3 separate regions of the Homo sapiens genome follow, and all the other regions are linked to region 3. The links are chromatin loops, found by intact Hi-C in ENCODE. Cell type or tissue: Caco-2. All regions are shown on one strand. Links, peaks and the distances in the headings refer to the core of each region. The heading gives the core; the rest is flanking DNA.

Region 1 (8,337 bases), core at 1,520-6,519, 170 kb after region 3:
GGCTAGGCATGTAGATAAGTGTGTTGGAGGGGATGGGAGTGGGAGGCAGTCTTGGATAATACATGCAGATGTTCCCCCTGGTCCAGTGGTAGGAAGCTGCACTGACTTGCTGAATCTTAGGAATATATCTGCACCCAAAAGCAGGCTCAGTACTTGAGAGATTGTTGTCTTTTTGCTTCTATATTCATGTATTTACCTCTTCTAGTCTACTGGCATTTTGTTTCTTTCAATGTATTGAACTACCTTATAAAGGTGTTGGCAAAAAACAGAATTACAACAAAATTATTAGAATCTATGCTTTCCATATAATGGTGGGGGATGTTGCAGGGGTGCTGCTATCAATATCTTAAATAGAACAAATTAATATTCAATGACTAAAATAGAACAAATTTAGACTCTACTTTAGGTCACCTGTAAACTTGAGCAAGTCAGTTAACCCGTCCTGTTCCCTTAGACGCAAAATAGGATTTCAGCTAGATTATCTCTAATGTACATTCTGTTGAAAAATATTATTCATGCCTGTAATCCCAGCACTTTGGAAGGCCAAGGTAGGAGGATCACTTGAGCCTAGAAGTTTTGAAACCAGCCTGGGAAACATAGGAAGACTCTGTCTCTACAGAAAATTTTAAAATCAGCCAGTTGAGCATACCTATAGCCCCAGCTGCTCAGGAGGCTGGGGTGGGAGGATCACTTGAGTCTGGGAGGTCAAGGTTGCTGTGAGTCATGATCCTATCACTGCACTCCAGCCTGAGCAACAGAGTAAGACCTTGTCTCAGAAAAAAATAGTACTGTAGATATAACCATGATCATAATACCTTGATTTTGTATGGATCTTTGATACTCACAGAGCACTTTCTTTACTTTAATGTAGCTTATTTAGTGGTTGAGAACATAGGTTCTGGAGGCAGACTGCCTGTCTGGAACTTCTGGTTCCACCACCTACTGTGTGGCCTACAGCAAAGTATTAACCTCTCTGTGCCTTGGTTTCCTCATCTGTAAGTGACAATAATAATTCCTTCCTCATAGGATTGATATGAGGATTAAATGAATTGTCGCATACAATGAGCTTAGAACAATGCATGGTATATCACAACTGCTCAATAAATATAAATGTTAATTGTATTTATTTAAAAACTTAATATGTGAGTTGGTGCTTTCTTTTAATTTTTCATTTGATTTACCTCTTTTGCTTTTTTCTTATACATCTTTTTTACTCCATTTAATCTCTTGTGAAATAATTTAATATGGTCAACAAATTTGAATTTGTGATGGCCAACTTAAGGGCATCCTTTAGTTGTGTGCTGAGATACTGTTTAAAGCTGATACTCATTGAGATGTCATTTGAAACTATTCTTTTCTCCCACTTGTACCAGTCATATGTCTCCAAGTGTCTTAAGTAGTTTATTTTGCTCATAAATAGAATCCATCCAATAGTTCAACTTATTTATGGAACCCACCGACTCTTCCATGAAGGTAAGATGGCTAAGCACCTATAAAGTGACATTTAAGGGTCACTAAGAAGCTGCCTATTTCAAATAGGTCCCACTAACCACCTCATCCTTCTATCGGCATCAGTGTTTCTTTCTCTTCCTATTTTGTCTGAAACAAACACTGTGACTGCTTTGGTGACTAAGGTATAACTTACTGCTTTGGGGCAATAGGGAAGGTACTGCTTCTAGAAAGTACAAGCACTGTACACACAACATTTACTTTTCAAGGCATTTTAATGTGATTATTCTCATATGCACCTTCCAATGCACCTGAAGGACCAGGTAATCTTATCACAATCTACAGATGAGGAAACAGAGAAGCTGAGAGGTGGCCAAAATTACAAACATACTTATTGACTTGCTGAGCAATTAATAAGTGCTCAGCTTGGTCTTCTTTGGGGGCTTAAAATAGAAGACCTACATTTAGAGGAGTTTACAATTTAACTTTCTTTTTTTCCCTTGGAGGTTAGGAATTGTGTTTAAAATTTCTAGATTTCTAGATTAGCTGTTGCCTTGAAAAACAGAGAGAACCTACGACAGAGAACAAGAAACCAAAAACAGCTGAGTTTCAGAAAGAAAGTGAAATGGAAGAAGATACCAGTACATGATTCAAATGATCGAAACAGCCAACAGTGATGGTCTTTAGTAATGCAGAACTAAGATGAAAAAGCAGCTGAGGAAAAATGGGCCCTGAATGCAGGGTTAGATTCCCGATAATTCACTGAAAATAAGTAAAACCAACAGTGGTCAGTTTGTCCTGGGACCAGCCCTAGATCTCACACAGCCCATGATATTATAAAGACAAGGATCTCTAGATGCTGAATTACACATAGCAACTGGAACTTCCTCATTCTGAGTGGAGGATCAGATGAGGGCGTATTCATCATCAGGAAAACTGCTCCCTGATATTGTCATAAAGTCGTGTGAGATTTTATTTATTTATTTTTTACAGTTTCAGGGCTGCAAAAGCTATGAAGACATTTTAGTTCCACTCTCTTTCAAAAATTAGCAATTTATATTGCACCCTTATTTACCATTTGATTTATTTTCTCTGGCTTTCCTGCCTCATCTCGCTCCAGATCCTCTTGAGCACCTGCTTCACATCACACATTATTTCTCAAGAATATCTTGTTTAGTGCATGTCCTGCCTAGCAGTCATTTCCCCTAATTACTAATGCTGGTAATCAGCACCTGGCCATCACCTGAGACTTCCATCTCCCCATCTGTGTAGTGTAGGTATGCCTAGGCCACCACTGGCTACATTGGGTATGTGATCCAAGTTCATGCTGCTAAACTGGAGCTTGAGAAATGGAGAGAATTAGGGATCCTTCATTGGGCAGTGGTGTCCTGAAAGCATTTCCCACTAGTTGTTGTCTCTAGATCCCTGAAACTGTCCTTCCCAAGACCCAGCCTCTCATCTTTTCTTAGATTCTGTAAGTAGTTCTGTCTTCTCCTACCAATAAATTCCCATTTCCCTTTGTGCTAGCCAGGATCAATTTCTATAGCTTACATCCAAGAATTCATAACTGATACAGTGCTTCAGACACATCAGAGCAAAAAAAAATTGCTTTCCCTGTAACCATTAAGCTTTAATATGTTTAAAAATCCAAGACCTTTTGCTATGTTGAGAGACAATATGTCATATAATGAGTAAGAAGCATGCGCCCTTCCTGGTTTGAATCCAAGTTTCATCCCTCACTGTCAGTTGAGGGCACATAACCTCTCTGGTCCTCAGTTTTTCCCTCTGATAATAATAGTTTCTACCTCATTGAAGTCTTAAAGGTCTAAATGATCTAATAGGATCTTTGTATGTATTTAGTACAGCTAGTACAGAATCTAGGACTTAATAAGCTCTCAATAAGAGCATCCATTATATTTCTTGCTCTCCATATCCAGTAAGTTCATATTAAATCAGGATGAATAGGCTAAGCGTTCAGAATTTGAATAATTTCCTTTCAAGCCACTACACCAACATATTGTGTGATTTCTGTGTTGCCTCCATCTTTTTGCTATAAAATGAAGTAGAACAGATGGATTGTGAGATAATGAGTGTATAAAGCACTATGAAATCCTTAGATAAAAGGGGCCCCTGAGCATCATTATCACATGACAAGAAATCGACTGTTACTTTAGGTCAGGTTTTATATTTTTAATATATTTTAAACGCATTTCTGGGTCAACATGTGAGATGAGGAAAACAAGTGGTGTTTGAACAGAAGCTCATGAACAGTGGTATAATTACTTCCTGACCTGCACTGCCTTACTGTAGTCAACTGACTGCACAAAGAGTTTGAAAAACAAAAATCCTAATTTTTCTGAGGTTTACAATTTTTGGGACCTAGTTCTGATAAATAAGGCCATGCCAAGTCTACTTCTGTGACTTGGATAGGCTCAAGCACTTGTAAGTAAATCATAGAACATTCAGCTATTCATTTTTTAATAAACATCAAGCCAGAATCAGTATCCTTTCTCAATAGAGCTGTTTTTAGAGTATCTCAAAATTCCTTGATACTTCCAAGGACACCAACATCATCTAATTTGTGAATTGCAAAGATTATCTCCCTTTCAGTCATTACGGGGAATATAATAAAAATAACCATAATTATGCCCAATGAATGATAGACAATTCCATGGGTAGCATGGTTTGGAATTGAACCTGGATTTTAGTTGTCTCTGGCACTCATTAGCTATGTGACTTTGACAAATTACTTACATTATTTTTTTTAGTTAAACAAGATAACACATAATTTATAAGCTACTGTGTGAAAAACATCTAACCCAATATCTAGCACATAATACATATTTCTTCTCCTTAGGGCCCTGAGATAAAAGATTCTATAACCTTGGTGCAATCCTAGAGCCCTCAGGTTTTCAGGTTATTCTCTTGAGGGTTAAACTGAGTTTATAAGAACATAGGAGAGTGGTAATTTTCCTATCTGCTCCTGAGATCTCCAACGGAATTAACAGGAACTCCTGAAACTGTTTTCTTTCTCAAATTACCCACATAGGAAGTCTATATAGTAATGAGAAATAATGGGACTGAAAACGGGACCCAGGTAAACTTCTATTCCTAAATCTGCTATCAACATCTGCCGGCCAGGACGCAAGCAAACTCACAGCTTTCTGGTGCCCCCTGGAGGCTACCAACACTGTGCCTCATAATGCAAGGAACTTGTCTCTAAGGGCAAAAAAGGGAAATTCGGTCTCACTCCTACACATGTTAAAGTAAAAAAAAATAAAAAATAAAAAAATATAAAAAAATAGGAAACTTCACTACACTAAGCATTTGAAATATATTGACATTTGTAATTTTTACTACAGTCTATAAGATTGTTAAAATTATCATACCCATTTCTAGATGAAGAAGGCCAAAACCCAGAGAGGTTTACTAAGTTCACAGTGTCCCACAGTTAAATGAGTAATAGAGCTAGAATTCAAACCCAAATAGCCTGATCTAAAGCTAGACATATTAGCCATTATTTTATACCTTTAATATGGACATAGTAACCATTACTTTATAACCTTATACTTTTTACGTAGTCTTTGGATACTTTGGTTTGTATCTAAAGACTAAGTGCTAATACCTTGGAAAGTCACAAAAATATAAGGATTGGCCTATGCTTTTTACCAAAGTGTTAAACGTGTTGAAATTTCTCAGCATATTCCATGTATATAATAAATTAGGTACTAATTTTTGTTTCTTTTATTTCTGGCATATCATGTTCTGTGTATTTTTTCCCATAAAAACTAAGTAAAACAAAACAAAACAAAAAATTTTCTCAAGCTTTTGTCGTCTGATACTAAATTCATTTTTATTTTCTCATATAGAGTAGTTATCTTTATTTCTATGCTCATTAACATTCTATGTCTGAATCCTTTAGAAGAAATAATAACAAATATTGCAGACAAGGTCATAAAAATGATATTCCAGAGAAAGGCAAATCAAAACCACAATGAGACATCACTTCAAATGCGTCAGCATGGCTACTATTAAAAAAAGAGAAAATAACAAGTGTTGGTGAGGATGTGGAGAAATCGGAATCCTTATGCACTGCAGGTGGGATGTAAAGTGACATACCTGCTATGAAAAACAATTTGTCAGTTCCTCAAAAATTAAAAAATAGAAATACCATATGATCTAGCAACTCCACTTCTGGGTATATATATCCAAAAGAATTGAAAACAGGAACACAAACATATATGTATACCCATATGCATAGCAACATTATTCACAATAGCCAAAAGGTGAAAGCAACCCATATCCTTTGATGGGTGAATGGATAAACAAAATGTGGTTTATGTATACAAATGTATACACACATACATACACACACTGAAATATTATTAAGCCTTGCAAATTAAGGAAATTCTAACACATGCTACAACATGCATAAACCCTTAAAGACATTATGCTAAGTGAAATAAGCCAGTCACAAAAAGACAAATACTGTATGATTCTTCAAGTAAGGGTACTTGGAGTACTCAAATTCATACAGAAAGTAGAATGTTAGTTGCCCAGGGTTGGGCACAGAGAAAAATGGAGAATTATTGTATAATGGATACAGAGTTTCAATTGTATAAGATGAAAAATTCTGGAGAGGGATGGTGATGATGGCTGTACAACAATGTCATTGTATTTAATGCCTTTGAACTATACATTTAAAAATAGAATGGTAAATTTTATGTTATATATTTTACCATAATATTTTAAAATAAATTAATTAAGAAGACTGTTTTTTATCTTTTAAGTTCAGGGGTACATGTGCAGGTTTGTTTTATAGGTAAACTTGTATCCTGGGGGTTTGTTGTACAGATTATTTCATCACCCATGTATTTAGCCTACTACCCTTAGTTTTTTTCCTGATCCTCTCCCTCCTCCCACCCTCCACCCGCTGATAGAACCCAGTGTCTGTTGTTCCCCTTTGTGTCTATGTGCCCTCATCATTTAGCTCCCACTTATAAGCAAGAACATGGGTAATTTGGTTTCCTGTTTCTACATTAGTTTGTTAAGGATAATAGCCTCCAGCTTCAGCCATGTCCCTGCAAAGGACATGGTCTTTCTTTTTTATGGCTGCAGAGTATTCCATAGTATATATGTACCACATTTTCTTTACCCAGTCTATCATTGATGGACATTTAAGTTGATTCCATGTCTTTGCTATTGTGAATAGTGCTGCAGTGGGCATATGTGTTCATGTGTCTTTACAACAGAACAAATTATATTCCTTTGGGTATATACCTAGTAATGGGATTGCTGGGTCAAATGGTATTTCTGTCTTTAGGTCTTTGAGGTCATTGCCACACTGTCTTCCACATTGGCTTAACTAATTTACACTCCCACTAACAGTGTATAAGCGTTCCTTTTTCTCCACAACCTCACCAGCACCAGTTATTTTTTGACTTTTTAATAATAGCCACTCTGACCCTTAGATAGTATCTCATTGTGGTTTTGATTTGCATTTCTCTAATGATCAGTGATGTTGAGCTTTTTTTCATTGATTGTTGGCTGCATGTGTGTTTTCTTTTGAAAAGTGTCTGTTCATGTTCTTTGCCTACTTTTTCAGGGAGTTGTTTATTTTTTTCTTGTAAATTTGTTTGAGTTTCTTATAGATGCTGGATATTAGACCCTTGTCTGATATATAGTTTGCAAAAATTGTCTGCTATTCTGCAAGTTGCCTGTTTACTCTGTTGATACCTTCTTTTGCTGTGCAGAAGTTCTTAAGTTTAATTAGATCCCATTTGTCAATTTTTGTTTTGTTGCAATTGCTTTTGGCATCTTCGTCATGAGATCTTTGCCCATGCCTATGTCCTGAATGGTATTTCCTAAGTTATCTTCCAGGGTTTGTATGGTTTTGGGTTTTACATTTAAGTCTTTAATCCATCTTGAGTTAATTTTTGTACATGGTATAAGGAAGGGGTCAAGTTTAAATCTTCTGCATATGGCTAGCCAGTTATCCCAGCACCATTTATTGAACAGGGAATCCTTTCACCGTTGCTTGTTTTTGTCAGGTTTGTTGAAGATCAAATAGTTGCAGCATGTGGTGTTATTTCTGGGTTTTCTATTAACTGTAGTTAATACCACAATGGGCAATAGATCTCTTGAACTTATTCCTCCTACCTAACTGAAATTTTGTGTCCTTTGACAAACAGCTCCCCAGTACCCCTCCCCTCCAGCGTAAAAATGTTCACAATAACATTTTTAGGTAATCACCATTTTACTCTCTGTTTCAATGAGTTAGACTTTTTAATACTCTACATGTAAGTAAGTATTCAGCTTTCTGCATCCAGCTTATTTCAATCAACCTAATATCCTCCTAATTCATCCATGTTGTCACAAATGACAGGATTTTCTTCTTTTTAAAGGCTGAATAGTATTCCATTGTGCATATATACCACATTTTCTTATCCATTCACCTATTAATAAACACTTAGGTTGATACCATATTTTGCCTATTGTGACTAATCCTGCAATAAACATGGGAGTGCAGATATCACTTCAATATACTGATTTCATATTCTTTGAACATATACCCAGCAATGAGATTGTTAGATAATATGGTAGCTCTATTTTTAATTTTTAAAGGAACCTTCATACTATTTTCTGTAACGGCTGTGCTACTTTATATTCCCACCAACAGTATGCAAGTGTTCCCTTTTCTCCACATCCTTACCAATACTTTCTATCTTTTGTCTTTTATGTTTGTTTGTTTTCAAGAGACAAGGTCTCATTCCATGGCCCAGGTTGGAGTACAGTGGCATGATTATGGCTCACTGCAGCCTTGAACTCCTAGGCCCAAGCAATCCTCCTGCCTCAGCCTCCCAAGTAGCTAGGACTACAGGCACATGC
Region 2 (8,337 bases), core at 1,308-6,307, 74 kb before region 3:
ATGTTCCACTGGGCTTTCTCTGTGGGAACTTCAAGCCATGGGTTGAGGATGCACTTCTTTAGAAAGAATCACTTTAGTTACTTCCAGGTGCTCTAGGATGCAACCAACCCTGGAACATATATGTTACTTCGCTTGGCTTGGGGTTTCTTGGACCAGGAAGATAGTGAATATCTAAATCCTGAACCATGTAAGGGTAGGACTATGGTTATAAATTCTCAGAAAGCCACTCTCTCCCCTCAATATCTAACCAAAACAGACGGCTTTTCTTGCCGTCTCGCTTTGCTGTTGAGTAGATTTCTCTGCAAAGGATTTGGCCTTGAGTTTCATTTTTTAACTCCCCACCTTGCAGAGGAGCAGAGCCTTGATTTTTGCTTCTATTCAGCTGTCAGACCTAAGTCTCTAGGATACCCACATTGGAATGCCCTCAGCTGTCTTAGTTCATTTTGGCTACTATAACAAAAAAATGTCTTAAACTTGGTGGCTTATAAACGACAGAAATTTATTTCTCACAGTTCTGAGGCTGGGAATTCCAAGATCAAGGGGCTAGCAGATTCTGTGTCTGGTAAGGACCCACTTCATCATAGATGAAAAAGAGTTTTCTCTGCATCCTCACTTGGTGGAAGAGGTAAGGAGTCTCTCAGACATCTTTTATAAGGGCACTAATTCCATTCATCGGGCCTCTACTCCCAGATGTCTCCCAAAGGCCTCACCTCCTAATACCATCGCCTTGGGGGTTAGGATTTCAACATAAAATTTGGGAGGGACACAAACATTCAGACCATAGCATTCTACCTCTCACTCCTCCCCTAAACCTCATGTCTTTCTTCCATACAAAATACATTCATCCCATCCCAAGAGAACCGAAAGTCTTGACTTGTTTCAGCATTGACTCAAAAGTCTAAAGTCCAAAGTCTCATCTAAATATTATCAAAATCAGATATGGGTGAGACTTAAGGTATGATTTATTCTGAGGCAAATTCCCCTTCAGCTGTGAGCCTCTGAAATCAAACAGGTTTTGTGCTTCTAAACTGTAGTGGTGGGGTAGGCACTGGACAAACATTCCTATTCCAAAAGAGAGAAATAGGAAAGAAGAAATAAGTGATAAATTCTGAGTGAGAACAAAATCTTAAGGCTCAAGAATAATCTTTGATTCAAAGCTCTGCCTTCCAGACCCACTGGAGCTGTGGTCCCACCTTCTGGACACATTGGGGCAGAGGTTGGATCTGCAGGATTCCAAGCAGCCCTGTCCACACTGCTTTGTAGGGCATAGCCCATGTCACAGCTCTCAAGAGTTTGAATTGGACACCTGCAGTTCTCTTGAGCTGGAATCTTACCCGGGTGTCTCTACCACCCCAGGGTATCAGGAGCAGCCATTTTGTCCCAGTTCTGCTAGGCCTTGCCCTAGTAGGGGCTCTGTGCAGTGGTGCTGTCCTGGTGACAGTTCTTTGCCTGGTTCCCACAGTCCTCCAGGGCATCCAAATCTAGGTGGAGGCAGCCACACCCCCACTGCTTTGCTGGCTGCAGTGCATGCTACATCTGGGGCAGCTGGGGAACATAGGATGGAGTTCAGAGAGTGGAGTGCAGGTGGCAGAGCCTTGAGACAGAGGGGCTGGGGGAACAGGGCTACAATGAAGTTTCATGTGTGCCTGTAGCCCCTTCGTTGAAATTGTACTACCTACCTCCCTTCTACTGTGTGCCTATGATGAGGGTGGCAGCCCTGATGATTTCTGAATTGCTTTTGGAGTCATTTGTTTTAGCATCTTGGACAATAATAGGTCCTGGATTTTGTTTAGACAGCTGACTCATCTTCTTGGATCATCATCATTTGGCCACACCCTTCGTGTTTTGTCTTGAATATGCTTTTCAATATAATAGGTTCTGAATTTCGCAAAGGTTTAAGTTCTGCTTCCCTTTTATTAATAATTCCATTTTTAAATTAGCTCTCTCTTCTCACATTTTACTAAAATCCCTCAAGAGGGACCAGATTGCATCCATGGTGCAGGCTAATCAGAAAAAGAGAATATTTTTGAGCTGAGCTGGAAATCACATGCAGGAATTCAGTATTTCAAGCGGGAGGAGCATAAGAAAAGCCAAAGACACTCTTGGAAGTTCTTATTGTGTTGAGGAACATTAAGCAGCTGACAGTCGCCAGAACCATCTCAAATAGACAAAGTTTTTATACTTGAAGGCACTTTGATACAATAGTGGTAGCTAATATTCACCAAGCATTTGCTGTGTGCCAGTCACTGTTGCAAGTGCTTCACATGTAGTATCTCATTTAATTCTTTCAACAATTCTGTGAGGTGGGTGCCATTATCATCACATTCCATAGATGGAGAAACTATAGATAAGTGACTTTTCCAAGGTCACAGAGTTACAGATGGGCAAGCTAGGAAAACTAAGTCCAGTTATTCTGACCCAGAGCCCACACTCTTAGCCTTTATCCTCCACTGCTCACAATGAAGGCTGGATTTGCTCTGGAGGATTTAATCAAAAGTTCTCATTTTTGAGAAATCTCAATTAATGAAGAAAATTTATCTCTTTAGACTGTATGTACCCCCTAAATTCACTCATTCTTGTTCAAATTATTTAATTAAATATTGTCCTTCTCCAAGAAAACTCCGTGATTAAACGGATGCCTTTTCAGTGGTATGTTGGACCAGCTCATGAGAACCAATCATTAGCTTTTCAGAACTTTTGCCAGTTATTAAATATAGCTGTTTTTAAAATAAATTATATAAATGTACATTAAATGAATTGTATTTCAAAGTGAGTAACAAATTTTCAAGACCTATTAGTTCCTATTTTTTTTTGTTTGTTTTTGTTTTTACGTTCTACTGCTATCCATGCTCTTGAGTTTTTCTTATGACTGTTACATCTGTATGGTGGAAGTACTAGAGAGTAGCATGCTACTGTACATCTCCTCCCAATTCCACACTCAATAATGTCATGCTGTTAGCTGTCAATTGGCAATGGTGAAAGTATTAGCACCATGATTTTTTTTTTTTTTTTTTTTGAGACGGAGTCTCGCTCTGTGGCCCAGGCGAGAGTGCAGTGGCGCAATCTCGGCCCACTGCAAGCTCCGCCTCCCGGGTTCACGCCATTCTCCTGCCTCAGCCTCCCGAGTAGCTGGGACTACAGGCGCCCGCCATCACGCCCGGCTAATTTTTTTGTATTTTTAGTAGAGACGGGGTTTCACCGTGTTAGCCAGGATGGTCTCGATCTCCTGACCTCGTGATCCGCCCGCCTCGGCCTCCCAAAGTGCTGGGATTACAAGCGTGAGCCACCGCGCCCGGCCAGCACCATGATTTTGTAAACACTGCTAATCAGGGATTTTCCCTCACCTCCAGAGAGCTGGTTGCTCAACATGTACCACCACACCACCACCATTATCTCTTCTTTAAAACATTTCACCTTAAGTTGATTCTCAGGAGGGCTCTGTATTATATAGAGGGTTTAACTTGTGAGACCTCTGGTGTCTAAACTGTATTAGTTCTTCAGTACCTAAAAGAAGTTTGGAAATGTTCATCAGTTTCTCATTAACATAATTATTTCAGAAAATTGAGAATCCATCTTAGCTTTAATAACCTCCAAAGAAACCCCATCCTTGTGTTTCATGATCACCAGTGAATGAAAGCTTCTTGGTTTAAGAAACTCAAATTCATTACTCCAGAGTAAAAATGTGTTTTTTCATTTTCCCCCTCAATTTGCTGAAGCTGGGAGCCACTATCATGTAGAGGAAAAAGTCAAGATACCTAGAGGCTGCTTCTGGCTAGGCCACTAAATAGCCAGGTGATCTGGGCTTAGTGGTCACTTTGCACTTTAGAATCATCTGGAGACTTAAAAAATATGCTGGGAATTTTAAATATGCTGATGACAGGCCCCACCTAAGCCCATTAAGTCTGAATCTTTGGGAGTTCGAGCCTATGTGTTGGTGTACTTTGAAATGCTCCTGAGATGGTTTTAATATGTAACCAATTTGAGAACTACTGTTCAAGATATTTACAGAGGATGGACAGTCTGTGATTAAAGGGTCCGGCTGCAGGGCCAGAACTCCTGCTTTCAAATCCCCACTCCTCAACTTCCCCTAGCTATGTAACCTTGGGTAAGTTACCTAGAGTCTCTGGGCTTCAGTTTCCTCATGTGTAAAATTAGAATAATCATAATATATTAGTTAATACAGATAGAACCTTTAAAGCATCTTCTGACACTCAAGTATTTTTTGACAGTAGTACAACTAAATATAAATATGCTCTCTTCATAGTTCTGTGTTGTCTCTATGCTTTGTAACATACAGCCATTTACATACTTGAAGCTGTACCTTGATATTCTTTTTACTATACTTTTTAAGCTTTCCTTTTGTTTTCTAGCCTTTTAATTATATCAATATTTCCCCTTTTAACTGCCCAAAATTCTTTATTTTCCTTTTAGTTGGAAAACCCCAGACAGGGTAAAGTGCTTCAGATGGCTCCAAGCCATTGCTGCACAATATCTACTGTATCATTTTAATAAATCTTTAGAATTAAAACTATGATTTGGCTAAAAATGATGTTTCCTTTACATCACAAAAAATTAAAATTGTCCCTTTTTTCCCCTAGCTTATGAGGTAGTAGCAATGAATTTTTGTAGACCCTCCTCTCAGCAGAAACTAATCAAATATAGAAAGTTAAAAAAAAAAAAAAAAAGAAAGGTGTTGGCTCCAGGAACTGTGTGATAAGATGAACTTGTAGAGCAAAACACTTTAACCAAATCTTTATGTGCAAACAAAAATAGAGAAAATGCACTGTTTCCATCCATTTAGCTTAAGGAGGGTTAATGACTAATGAAATAGAAATAAAGGAGGAACCCATCATGAATATACTATTTTAGGAGCAAAATTCACTGGAAGAAGTAGCTAAAAAGTAGTTTGATAAAGGAGAATATGAGGGCATGGCAAATCAAAAGGACAGACTACTGTATATTGTGGTCTCTTCAGATGCCTGTTTTTCAGCACCTTTGATAGAGAAAAGGGAAAAATTAAGGTAACTATATGAGTATTACCAACAAATATTTTGAGGTTAAAAAATGGAAAAGATTAATTCAGTACTATGGTCTTCTGTGACCCTCATAATTTTATATATAGAAGGTTGTAGAAATTATTAAATATCATGGTGTCATTAATATTAATGCATATTAACCAGTACTCCAAATTGACTTATGGATAGGATGATCCTTCAGAGACTTAAGAGGAATTGAGTACCATCACTTGTGATTAACTTTTGCTCTTTTCTTGTGGAGAAAACTAAGTCTAGATACGTGAAAAGTCATTTTCTCTTGATTAGGATTTGTTTGGTTGCAAGGAATAGACAGACTCAGGCCAACTTAAGGAGGAGGAGGTCTGTTTTGAGAATACAACAGTGAATCTCAAGAAATCTAAGGTCAGTGATTGTAGCTGGCTGGGACTTAAATACAACTGATGTCAGTTACCTGGAAAATCATAGGGAATCATCTTTTCCCTCAAGTCAGTGTATACCTCTCTTATGATATCTGGTCATCTCTGCACTGTATGTTGTATTCTCCTCTCTCTAGGGACCTTTCCTTCTTCCCTATAAACTCTGGCTTAAACATAGCTGCCAATGAAGCTGTTCAGAGCTTGGCACTTTCCAGCATTTACTCCACTGTTCCACATCTTCCCAGTTCCTGAGGGATGGATTAGCACATCGTTTTGAACCAGGCCACCAGTCACATTGTGTCTGATTAGCTGCCCCGAAATCAGTGACCCACACCTGGTCCAGTCAGCTATGGCTGGAATGGGATAGAGTCATGTGGTACAAAAAGGGGTTAGATTAGGTAGAAGAGGCTGGGGGCTGGCAAGCACTGGACACATTTCTTGTATTCTGCCTTAACTACAAAATGGTGGGGGGGAGGGAGACTAAGTTTTTTCCAGGTAAAAGTTGCAGCACATGCATAGTACATGATTTCTGCAGAATATTAGTGACAAAAACTCAGAAGTCTTCCTGGTTTACTACTGTGTTTCCAGACTGTTTTAAGCTCACTCGATACTATATGGCTATTCTCTAAATTATTTTGTTGCATTACTGAATGTTAATGTAGGTATTAAGATTGAGTTGGGGAAAAAAATCCACAGAAATAGCATATCAATATCTCTGAATTTCAGAATCTTTCCCTTTTGGTGGGGGGAAGAGGGCAGCAGAGATGAAAAACTAAAATTTTGCCAATTGTATTATGCCACCAAACCCAAAAAATGTTAATTAATATAAGAAATGTAATACATATTTTATTATGCAAGTTGTTAACTGAAAGACACATAAAGACCTGGGAGTTTTCATCTTAATATGGATAAATGTGATAATCTTCAAAAAATAACCATGATAAATGAATCTAGATAAAACAAAAAACAACAACAACAGCTACAGGTATTTTTGTCAGATGTTGGAGTCTGTTCATACATTTTGTAGATTAGCCCTTTTGGTGAGAGAAATATGTGAGCAAATGAAAAGAGCTCTGTGATCAGAATCAGGAAACATTAGTCTAACATAAGTTCCATGAGAGCAAGAGCTCCCGTAGCCTCAGCACTCAGAGCAGGGCCTGGCCCAGAATGGAAACTCAATAAAGATTAAAAGAATGAATAAATATTCTTATGATTATTTGACAAAAAAAAAAGATGATTTTCCTCTCTTGGTGTCAGTTTCTTCATTAATAAAATGAGATGGTTTTGGAGTCATTTTAAGAATTGAGATTCTATGATTATATAACATGTATTCAAAATTTTGAAACATCTGTTTGTTAAATCTTTTCTTAAAACTATATTCTCCATTTGAAAGCAAGTAATTCCCCTGAATGAAGCAATCCTTTATCTTTTCATTAGTAAGATGGTTTGGAATTTATATGTGTGAATTATCTTGGAAAACAGTATATTACTGATAAAAATATTTTATAGCTAATTTAACAATGTTAAATCACAGGAGGGGAAGCTATTGCCATATGCCTCTCAGACGATATTTCAGCAGTTTTGACTTCAGCTAACTCAACTCTTATAAAATACATGATTTTCAGTCTCATAGGCAAACATCTATTGTAACCAACTCTGGAAATAAAACAAAAACCTATGGTGATTTCCTTAATGAAATTTTTTTTAGATTTTATGTTAATAGGGAGCAAATCTTAAAATCTTTTTGGGCTTTCATCTCCCAACATTAGATGTATCTTAACATTTTTGTTTGCAAAATATCATCTCACTACAAAACTGTGCGACTTGTACAAAGTTTCATGGTCTTGTCCATCTCCCTCTGAATATATGCCATGGGCAAACTAGGAAAAACACATTCCTCCCAGCTGGCAATCACTCACATGGGATAAACAGTCAGAGCATTTTGCTGCCCTAGGCAAACTCTGCCTGAGAGGACCAGCTGGCTTTGCATAGAAATAAGCAAGGTAGAGTGGGTATACATTGAGCAGGTAGAGATTTTTTTTTAAATGAAAAGAAAAAAAAAAAAGATAGCACTTCTAATTTAACCCTGTTGAAAAACTTGACATATCTGAGCATCTATTTTAGGAAAACCTACATTGCGTTATTTGAACGTCTGCTATCCAGTGTAGGAAGGGAGCTGGTGCTCTGTCTGGTGGCATCACTGATGACATAATACAATTATTTTGATGTGTCCAGTTGTGCAAAGATGTGACTAGTTCGAACCATGTTGATTATACAGCGTGATGTTGTCATGGAAATCTGATGACACTGATAGAGAATAAATAGTTTAATGAGGGCCAGGTTATAAAGGTTTCTGGGGAGCCGCAGCTTCCAAACGTATAAATTATTGCCTTTGTCCAAGTTAAATGTCTGGGTAGAAATGGCATTGTCACCGTAGTGGTGAAAAAGATTTAGTGCCTTGAAAAAAATCATGCATGTAAGCCAGTCTCTGAGCTGGATTCTCGTCATCACCTCTCTGAAAGCTTCTGATGCTCATCTATATGGATGCAGAGATGCAGATACTACAGGTGAAAAGATTAAGTCACTGAGGAGTTGCGGGAATTGATCATTGTAGCTCACTATAAATATTGTATTATCATTATCCTCATTTCCTTTATGTTGTTTATTTCACACCACTTACTATACATTAGCATTGTGACAGTGATCAGTGTGAGCCTCCCGTGTGTCTTTAGTCCACGTGCTTGCACAGGCCTAGCACCTTACTCCTGTGGAACCAGAGGATCAGTACGGCCCAGAAGAAACCTGGGAATTTGTCTAGTTCTCAAGATTTACTTACTATAAAGTTTTTAAATGGGATTATTTAAATTAGCTAATTCTGAATCCAAGTTTTTATAAACTGTTTAAAA
Region 3 (8,337 bases), core at 1,202-6,201:
AACTTTGGTGTATCTAAGCATAGAAAAGGTACAGCAAAAAAGCAGTATTATATAATCTTAAGGGACCATTGTATATGCAATCTATCATTGACAGAATCATTACGCGACTCATGACTGTATAGATTAAATCATGATTCCTCACATATTTTAGAATTCTTCACAATAAATGTCTTTAATTAGGGATCATTCTCTTCTTTTTACTGTAAACATCTAAAGCACTTAATATAAAAATCTGTTGCTTATAGCAAGGTGTCCCACTAATTTATTAAAAGAATCAATATAACAAATCCTTTTTGTTTCCAAAATAAAATTTCTGAACCATAAGAATTAGTAAATTCTTTTTAGAAAGTTGAACAATAAAGTTAAGGCTAATATTTTTATGTACCAAACATCCAGGTATAAGATGTCACAATTTCAAAAGTTCTTGTGCAGGCAAAACCTTAGTTTCATGGAATTTATTATGGCATTTATTACAACTTTATGGGATTTTCAGAATCCAAATTCTAATATATGATTCATGCTTTTGGTGTATCGTGCATATTTTCACCACCACCTCATACATAGAGGTTTTATTTTTTAATAAATACATATCAGAATATTACAGGTTTTATATATATAATAAATGGACTTCATATTTGACATATTCAAATATATCACGATTTACTCATCAAAAAAAGTCTGTAACATGCTTTGAACACTTAAGACTAAAGCACGTTAGAACCATGCCATGATGAGGAGGATATAGAACAAGGAAACATCTGTAGTGAGCTGCATAATGTAACAACAATTAACCTTAATCACAGAAAAGCCCAGTCCATACCCCATTCAAGATAGTATTTCTCATCACGGTGGAGCAGGATGCAGACTAGAAAACACATGAACTAGAGCGCCACAAACAAACACGGCAGGGGAGGCAGTTGAGTCGTCTCAGGAATATTAAGAAAACAAGCTCATTTTAATGGGTTTTAGTTTGGGCTGTATTTTTAAAATATCTTTCTGAAAGCATGTCACAATTTACTAATATTATTTTTTAGTTTTCAAAACTTTGTATTCATTGAGTATGTCTTCATCCTAAAGAATCTAATATAAAAAAAAGCACTTTACTAACCACAAACTAGTTTGTAACAGGGTATACTGTAATTACCATGGCAATTATATTAGACATCTTTTTTTATTCTTGCTAACTTGGAATTATTTCAAGATTTTCTCTTTGGACTGACATTTTCAAATCTTGAGCTCTAGTGAAGATGATTTTTACTTCTTCACATTGTGAAAGTTGAATTAATCTTTTCAGAGAGTTTTTCATATGGTTAATTTTTGGTATTGGGACACTTCAACTTAGAATTTGAACTTCAAACCAAGAAAAAAAGACTTATGGGGCAATAATATTATTTATCTTTCTTTTTCTGACTGTAAGACATGAACATAATATATATTTCATATCAACCTCATAAAACATTCCAATGTTCCCAGGCCACATTAAAATGCAAAATAAGATGGTATTATATAACTTGTATCAATAGGACCCATGAATAATTGGCACAAAGATATCTGTGCGTATGTCGTGTGAAAAGCTCAGATGGAGTGACTACAAGAAAGGTGGATGGAAGGAACATGAAAGACTAATGAAATCATAATTTCAAGAGTAAAGCTACTGACTGTGAAGGATACAGATTAACTTTGTATATGCAGTCATTGACATATTAAGTTATGCCTGTATCCAAACTTAGGTGTCAACATAGTACATTTTATATGTAAAAAACAGTCAAAGTAATATATACATCCTAGACTTTGGCTACCACTAAACTGTATTAAAGTGTTGCTGTACCTTTTAAGACAAAATGATGCAGTAAACTCACCATAAAAATATAAAACCCAGATTTGTGGCTGTTAAAAATATAACCACCAAGGGAAGTAGAACTTTTCTGAAGATATAAATTAGGTACCTGAAGTGGCGTGCTGCCATAACAAGTAGCTAAAAATGTAAGAAATCAGAAAGTGGATAGAGGCTGGAACAATTTAGAGGAGCATGATAGAAAAATCCTTGATTGCTTTGAACAGACTTAGTAGAAATATGGACATTAAAGACTCTGCTGGTAGGGGCTCAGTAAGATATGGGAAACAAATTATTGGGAACTGAAAGAATGGAGATAGATCCTTGTTACATAGTGGCAAAAAGGCTTAGTGGAATTGTCTCCTTCAGTTATGTGGAAAAGAGAACCTGTGAAAGATGAGCAAGGATATCTAGCTAAGGAAATTTTCAAGCAAAGTGTTGAAAATGTGGCCTGCTCAGAGTTTTACTCTTTTACTACCATTTTACTCTTGCTGCTTAGAGTAAAATGTCAGAGAGATAAATTGGGGTAAACTATTAAACAAAAAGAAACTCAGTCTTGACAATTTGAGATATTATCAGTCTATTCAGATGACAAAAGATGGTAAAAGTAAGAGATTGCTTCTGAAAGTGTGGCATAGGAAAAAGAAAAGCCAAGGGTGTGGTTGTACAACTCTTTGCTGAAACTTTGAAAGATCAAAAGATTAGTGTTTGGCCCTAAGACACTAAAGTTGTGCCTAATAGATACCAACTTAGAGGGCTTCAGTAAACCTTAAGAATGTTGCCCTCAGCCATCTCAACAGAAGCCAACGATAGAGGAAGTCTCAAAAAGATTTGTAGATGTGGCCTCAGTCTGATAGAGAACATCTCTGTGTCATCCACAAGAGATTCACTAAGTTTTTGAGAAAATTATATCAGCAGAAAACTGCCAGCTTGGACTGAAAGGAACAGGGAGACTACAAAGTGAAAAAAAGGCTGTTAGATACCAAAATTCCACTTGCAGAAAGCAGGCTGATAAAACTACTTAGTTTCAAACTACTGTTCAAAAAAGATGAATGACTCAGCAAGCAGAACCAGTAGTCCAGGGGAAAGAATTGAGAGCCTGTAAGTAAGAGTCTATCCTGTTCAACGCCTGTGACATCCTAAGCAGAGAATCCAGTCACACCCACTCAGACTTCTAACCTACAGAACTATGAGGTAATAAATGGGTATTGTTCCAAGCCACTGATTTTTTCTTGAGTAATTTGTTATGCAGCAATAGAAACCTATTAGAGATATTAAAAGTCCATCCACTAAAGATTTTGAAGAATTTAGTAGAGAAAATAGTAGTTCCTTGAAATTTTTATATATACCCACTCCTAAATTGTTTACAAAATGCTTGCTCTGAAAACAATTTTTTTAAAATGCTGTATTCTGTAGATAGTTTCTATGAAGTTATAAATGCACATATTCCTGGATTCAGGAACTCACCAGTTATTTTCTTTTTCTTTTTTTTTTAGACAGGGTCTCACTCTGTTGCTCAGGCTGGAGTGCGGAGCGCAATGGTGCGATAACGTGCCTAATGTGCTTGTGGTTCCAGCTACTTGGGGGTGGGTTGCACTTAGGTATGCAGATCGCTGGAGCCCAGGAGGTCAAGATTGTAGTGAGCTGTGATCATACTACTTCACTCCAGCCTGGGCAACAGAGTGAGACCCTGTCTCTGGAAGAAAAAAAAAAAAAGAATATCTGGGATGGCTGAAAAACAACCTTTAGCTTGAGTTTCTAGATATGACTTCTAAAGCCCTATCAGAGAACTGGGCTGCTCAAAGAGCTGCAGCTGCTGCCACCATTAGGAAGCATCACCACCCTGCACCTCTGCCACAGCCCACAGCATTACAGCCAGATCTTAGGCCCATGTGACCTATTTTAGCATTCCTGAATGATGGAACCCAAACCATCCATGGGAGAACATATAGGAAATGTAGTTTTTAAGCTTTACAGGAAGAAACATTAGAAGAAAGTTGGCATAGTTGTTGAATAATCCATAAGTATCTCCCACAGGGACATAATGATTTAAATTAAAAAGGCCTTAGAAAGCCATTTCATTGAGGAAGGCAAAATTTTTCATTTTGGAAGTAGTAATAAAAAGATCAGATACCCTATGGATGATTTTTTTCCTTTGAATCTTCCTAGTTTCAGATCTTCATTAATTCTTTTAAGTGATAGTTTTCATTTTTTTCACTATAAATTTCCTATTGGGTGATTAATAGTAAAGTAAGTAAAGATAAAAGATTATTTTTATTGGCATTTATCTTATGCCTACATAAAATTTGCTTTATCATATTATCACAGGTCTACAAAGTTTTTTTCTAGTCGTTTCTAACTTAAGTTCACTAGCTGCACATGGGCATATGTGCCTGTACCCAGCTACTCAGAATGCTGAGGTGGAGGGATTGCTTAAGTCCAGGAGGTTGAGCCTGCAGTAAACCATGATTAGGCCACTGCACTGAGCTGGGGTGAAAGAATGAGACCTTGTCTAAAAAAAACAAAACAGAAAAAAAAAAAAAGAGTTTACCTATATCAACTGAGACAATGGCTTGGTATCATGGTTTGAATAAGATATTGTTGTCCTGAGAGGAGAGTCCTACTTACTTACAAGCATGTTTTGGCACTGAGCCTCCTCTTTATCTGAACTGGCTTCAAAAATACTAGTGTCAAAAATAACATCAGCATATAATGGGCTTACAGCAGTGATGGTAGTTTTAGTAACTGAGTCAACCTTAGGCCAAGTGCCATTTGCTGGCTCAAGTCATATGTTAGGGTATTATTTTCTGTGACTTACAATCAGAACATTGGGGCTTAGATATAGGTAGTCACAAAGAAGAGTAGAAATCAGTAGTGGTGAACAGTCTCTTCCCTGCTGTAACATACGCAAAAAAGTAGGTATATTATAAAGTGTATGATGATGAGTTGACCATGACTAAATTAGCATACTGCCATTTGAGAGCACTGGACCATTTTCAGTAGCTTTGAGTACTGTTCATTAATGAAACTTGATGGAATTAACCACTTCTTATTCTAATGTTTATTTAGATGTATTTGTGTGACTGCCAAATTAAGTTGAAGTTACAACTGCTGTATAACAATAACAAATTACTAATCTAAACGAACTACTAATCTATACTACTAGGCTAAGAGCTAAAAGGAAAGCAAAAACAAGCTGAAAACAAATAATTGGGGGAGTGAAGTGAATTTTTTTAACTTTTGCCTTCCCTTAGTAACTGATTTTGCTTTCCTTGGTCTTCTGTTTCTTTTTGCCTACTTTTCTTTTACAAAGTTGAAAGAAGTCTGCCTGATCTTCCCTCCCCTATTCCCTTTCTCATCTTGACTTATATGCCCTGGAAATGAAAATTGTAATTGGGAGAAGGGGACTACTTCATGTGTACACTCTTGACAGGAGAAAGATTATGAAGGGGGATGGCTATAACTAAGGTGACCATTTAGCTTGATTTTCTTGGGGCCTTCCTGGCCTATGACTATTAATAAGCATCCCCTTTCATTCTCTAAACTTTCCTGGTTTGGATAATAAATTACATCGTCACCCTAGTTATAACTTGGATGAGTTAAAGGATGGTATAGATAAGCGTAAGAACTTTCTCTAAAAATGTTGACAGTAGTTGACATTTTGGTAGAAGCAGGCTTAGCTAGTCTCTTGTTAATAACCATAAGGACAGAATTGCTTTTCTTGATACTTGAGTACCTGTGTACTCTTCAGAACTATGTTATCTTTTGGGAGTGTTTTAAAGCATTTAAGTAATTGTTCTACGCATGAAAATTGAACTACTCAGCATTCTTGTACATGTATAATAAATGAGAGGATATGTTCAATTTAGTAATTTAAGAAAAATAATCCTAGTGAGAATTCTTATTTGAAATTGTATTTCAGAAATATAAATGGAGATTTCATCAAACGTATTCCTTGTGGCTTTTTAAAAAATAAGTTGTTCAAGAATACCATTGTTGCTAATAATTTTTGGTAAGGAAAAACTATTGAAATGGAAAACTGAATATTTGGAATGTTCAGCAAACAGAATAACAATTAATAATGTCTTTTTCAGAAACTTTAATATTTTTTTCATTTACAATTTCTGAATGTTATTTTTTGTTTTATTTCAGTGTTTATTATAGTTTTTCAAAAAAGTGTTTCTTCCCTCAATCCAGGTTTTGCTATCATTCCCGTTGACAGCAAGTAATCCATTTTTATCATAATTGAAGGCAATCTTAATGTTTGGGGAAAATTCTATTCAATCCTGGGGAAGTTATTTCCTTTGTCTTCCCTTTGAACAGTAACTTTTTATGGTGGGTTGGATAGATAAAGCTCACTGCAAAAGTTTAGGTTTTAGAATCCCCAAGTAGGTTGTAACAGACCATATTCCCATATGAAAATTGACATTCCCTTATAATGTACTTAATATAAGGTCGTAGAGACTTTTGAGAATCCATTGGGGCCTGCTCTCAATAACAAAAAAGACACAGAGAAATAAAGTATATGAGGATTAGAGTTGCCAAAAACCTTCCATGAGCAGTTTAGACATACGGCCTTCAAGTAGAACTAACATACTTCCGTTTAATTTTTTTAATCTTGTTAATAATTAACATAATGCAACAACCCCATATGGACCATGAAACAATAGAACATAATTCCAAAGCAGTTTTCATATTATATTCTTTTCTGTAAAAAAAAATAGTGTCCAAACATCTTACGGTATACTTTTCTTCAGTGTTCTTCCCAATTAATAAGTATTAGCACTTTCCTAGGGTAGAATTTGCTGTGAGTTCCTGCTGTGGTAAAGACGACATGGAGTTAATCACAGTGTCATGCTTTCATTCTCAGTTTTTTAGTGAGGTGTACTTATTACCAAAGGAAAGCCTTCTACGAAAATAGTACAGCCCATGTTATGATTGAATTGTGTATTTTAGCCATCCAGCTAACTGAGGCTATTAAATTACAGTGGTCAGTGCTATACTTATGAGTTATAAAAATGGCATTTAAGTTATTTAAATGAACAGGGTTTTTTTTTCCAAATAGACTTTATATTTGCCTGCTTGAACATCCAGAGGAAGAGGGTGTAGAGAGCTCTTAACTGCACCACTGCTGAGAGAGCAACGTGTTTTCTGGAAGACAGTGTAAAGGGGTAGAAGAGCAGGGAAAGAGAATCTGCCAGTCTTGAGATTTGTCTCAGTGTTTAGAGGATTCGTAGCTATTTATTCTTCATAAATGGAGCATGTGCAGGTTTAGTGGTGTAACTTTTGAAAAGATATTGTTTCTGCCTAATTTGTAATCACAAGATACCTAATTATATTGCTGTTAACAACACCTCATTTTCACACTATGGACTATATAGGGCATGCTCTGGGCCTGTTTTTCACTAAGGAAAAAGAAAATGAGCTGCTACCTGAAGTCACTGGGGCGGAAGGATCCCTGGGGTCCAAGTGATCTTACAGAATGGCCCTGGAGGGAAGCTCAAGATTCAACCTACAGCTCTGACACTTGATAAATCACAGAAAGGTTCTGCCTGAGCCTCAGTTTATCTATTAATGAGGACAGTCCACACATTCCATCATATCCAATTTATGGGGGGAAAAAAGAGAGAATCTAATGTTAGCTAGGCAAAGTATAAACCAAGCAGAGAGAGAAAGTTCAGTGGCTTTACTCTCTACCCTGAAGCCTCACCAAGTACTGAGGTCACCATTTGGACTGAACAGTTTTGAGGTGCTTTTAAATTAGCCCTGTTTAGAAAAGATTAAGTTAAAATTTCATCAGCAAAGAACAGCTTTCTAGAGATGAACATTAAATGACTTTTAAGAAAAGTCATTTAAGAAAAGCAGTATTAGCCAGGCCAACCCCTTCCTCCCACTGGGTTCTGTAATACTGCTTGGGAGTCATATACCCAAAGCCCTTTCATTGCTCTCTGTATTTCCTTGGTCAATAAGGTATATATTCTATTCAAAGTAAGACATGTTCTAATATAAATATTCCCATTTTTCCTTAATCTAAGAACTACTGGAAAGCTGAAAAAAAAAGTTTTGAAACCACACTATACAGATAATATAGAAAGAACAGAGGGAACGTTTGTAATCATATGAAAATAATAGGAAATATACAATTAAAAGAAGTTTAAAAATAACATAAAATAATTTTCTATTATTACAAAGAAACTTTCTAGGGGTTTGAATTGTGTGTGTGTGTGTGTGTGTGTAAATGAATCATGAACCACTCTGGGACTAAGATACTTTATCTTTGTAACAGGTAGTGAATAATTAGAAAATCCCAAACATCCCATTAAACCTTAACTTTCTAGGACTGTTGGTACTATAGTCATTATAAGTAAATGTAGGTCAGTGTATTAGTTCATTTTCATACTGCTATAAAGATACTACCTGAGACTGGATAATTATAAAGGAAAGAGTTTTAATTGACTCAGTTCCACATGGTGGGGGAAGCCTCAGGAAACTTACAATCATGG

The links. Hi-C counts contacts between places; a loop is a spot of excess contacts. Peaks named below come from ENCODE experiments on the same cell type or tissue, not always from the same donor. Only the 100,000 strongest peaks of a DNase experiment are listed, where the experiment ranks them.
Region 1: a loop joins it to region 3, with 4 times the contacts of the local background. A loop is called at or near these places in 5 of 110 quality-filtered maps.
Region 2: it touches region 3 in a loop (8-fold over the local background); 5 of 110 quality-filtered maps call a loop at or near these places.

What each region holds. Positions count from the first base shown.
Region 1 is chr2:179,418,519-179,426,855 of GRCh38, reverse strand. No RefSeq gene overlaps it. Among named protein-coding and RNA genes, the nearest start is that of SESTD1, 160 kb to the right of the region's middle. In Caco-2, for the core only: a CTCF peak has its summit at 4,629 (motif pointing left); a DNase peak (open chromatin) is centred at 4,605.
Region 2 is chr2:179,664,971-179,673,307 of GRCh38, reverse strand. The region is part of intron 3 of ZNF385B (zinc finger protein 385B); the gene reads left to right. Among named protein-coding and RNA genes, the nearest start is that of MIR1258, 190 kb to the left of the region's middle. In Caco-2, for the core only: no CTCF peak of the experiment used is centred there; a DNase peak (open chromatin) is centred at 3,887.
Region 3 is chr2:179,590,838-179,599,174 of GRCh38, reverse strand. All of the region lies in intron 3 of ZNF385B (zinc finger protein 385B), which reads left to right. Among named protein-coding and RNA genes, the nearest start is that of MIR1258, 270 kb to the left of the region's middle. In Caco-2, for the core only: no CTCF peak of the experiment used is centred there; a DNase peak (open chromatin) is centred at 3,674.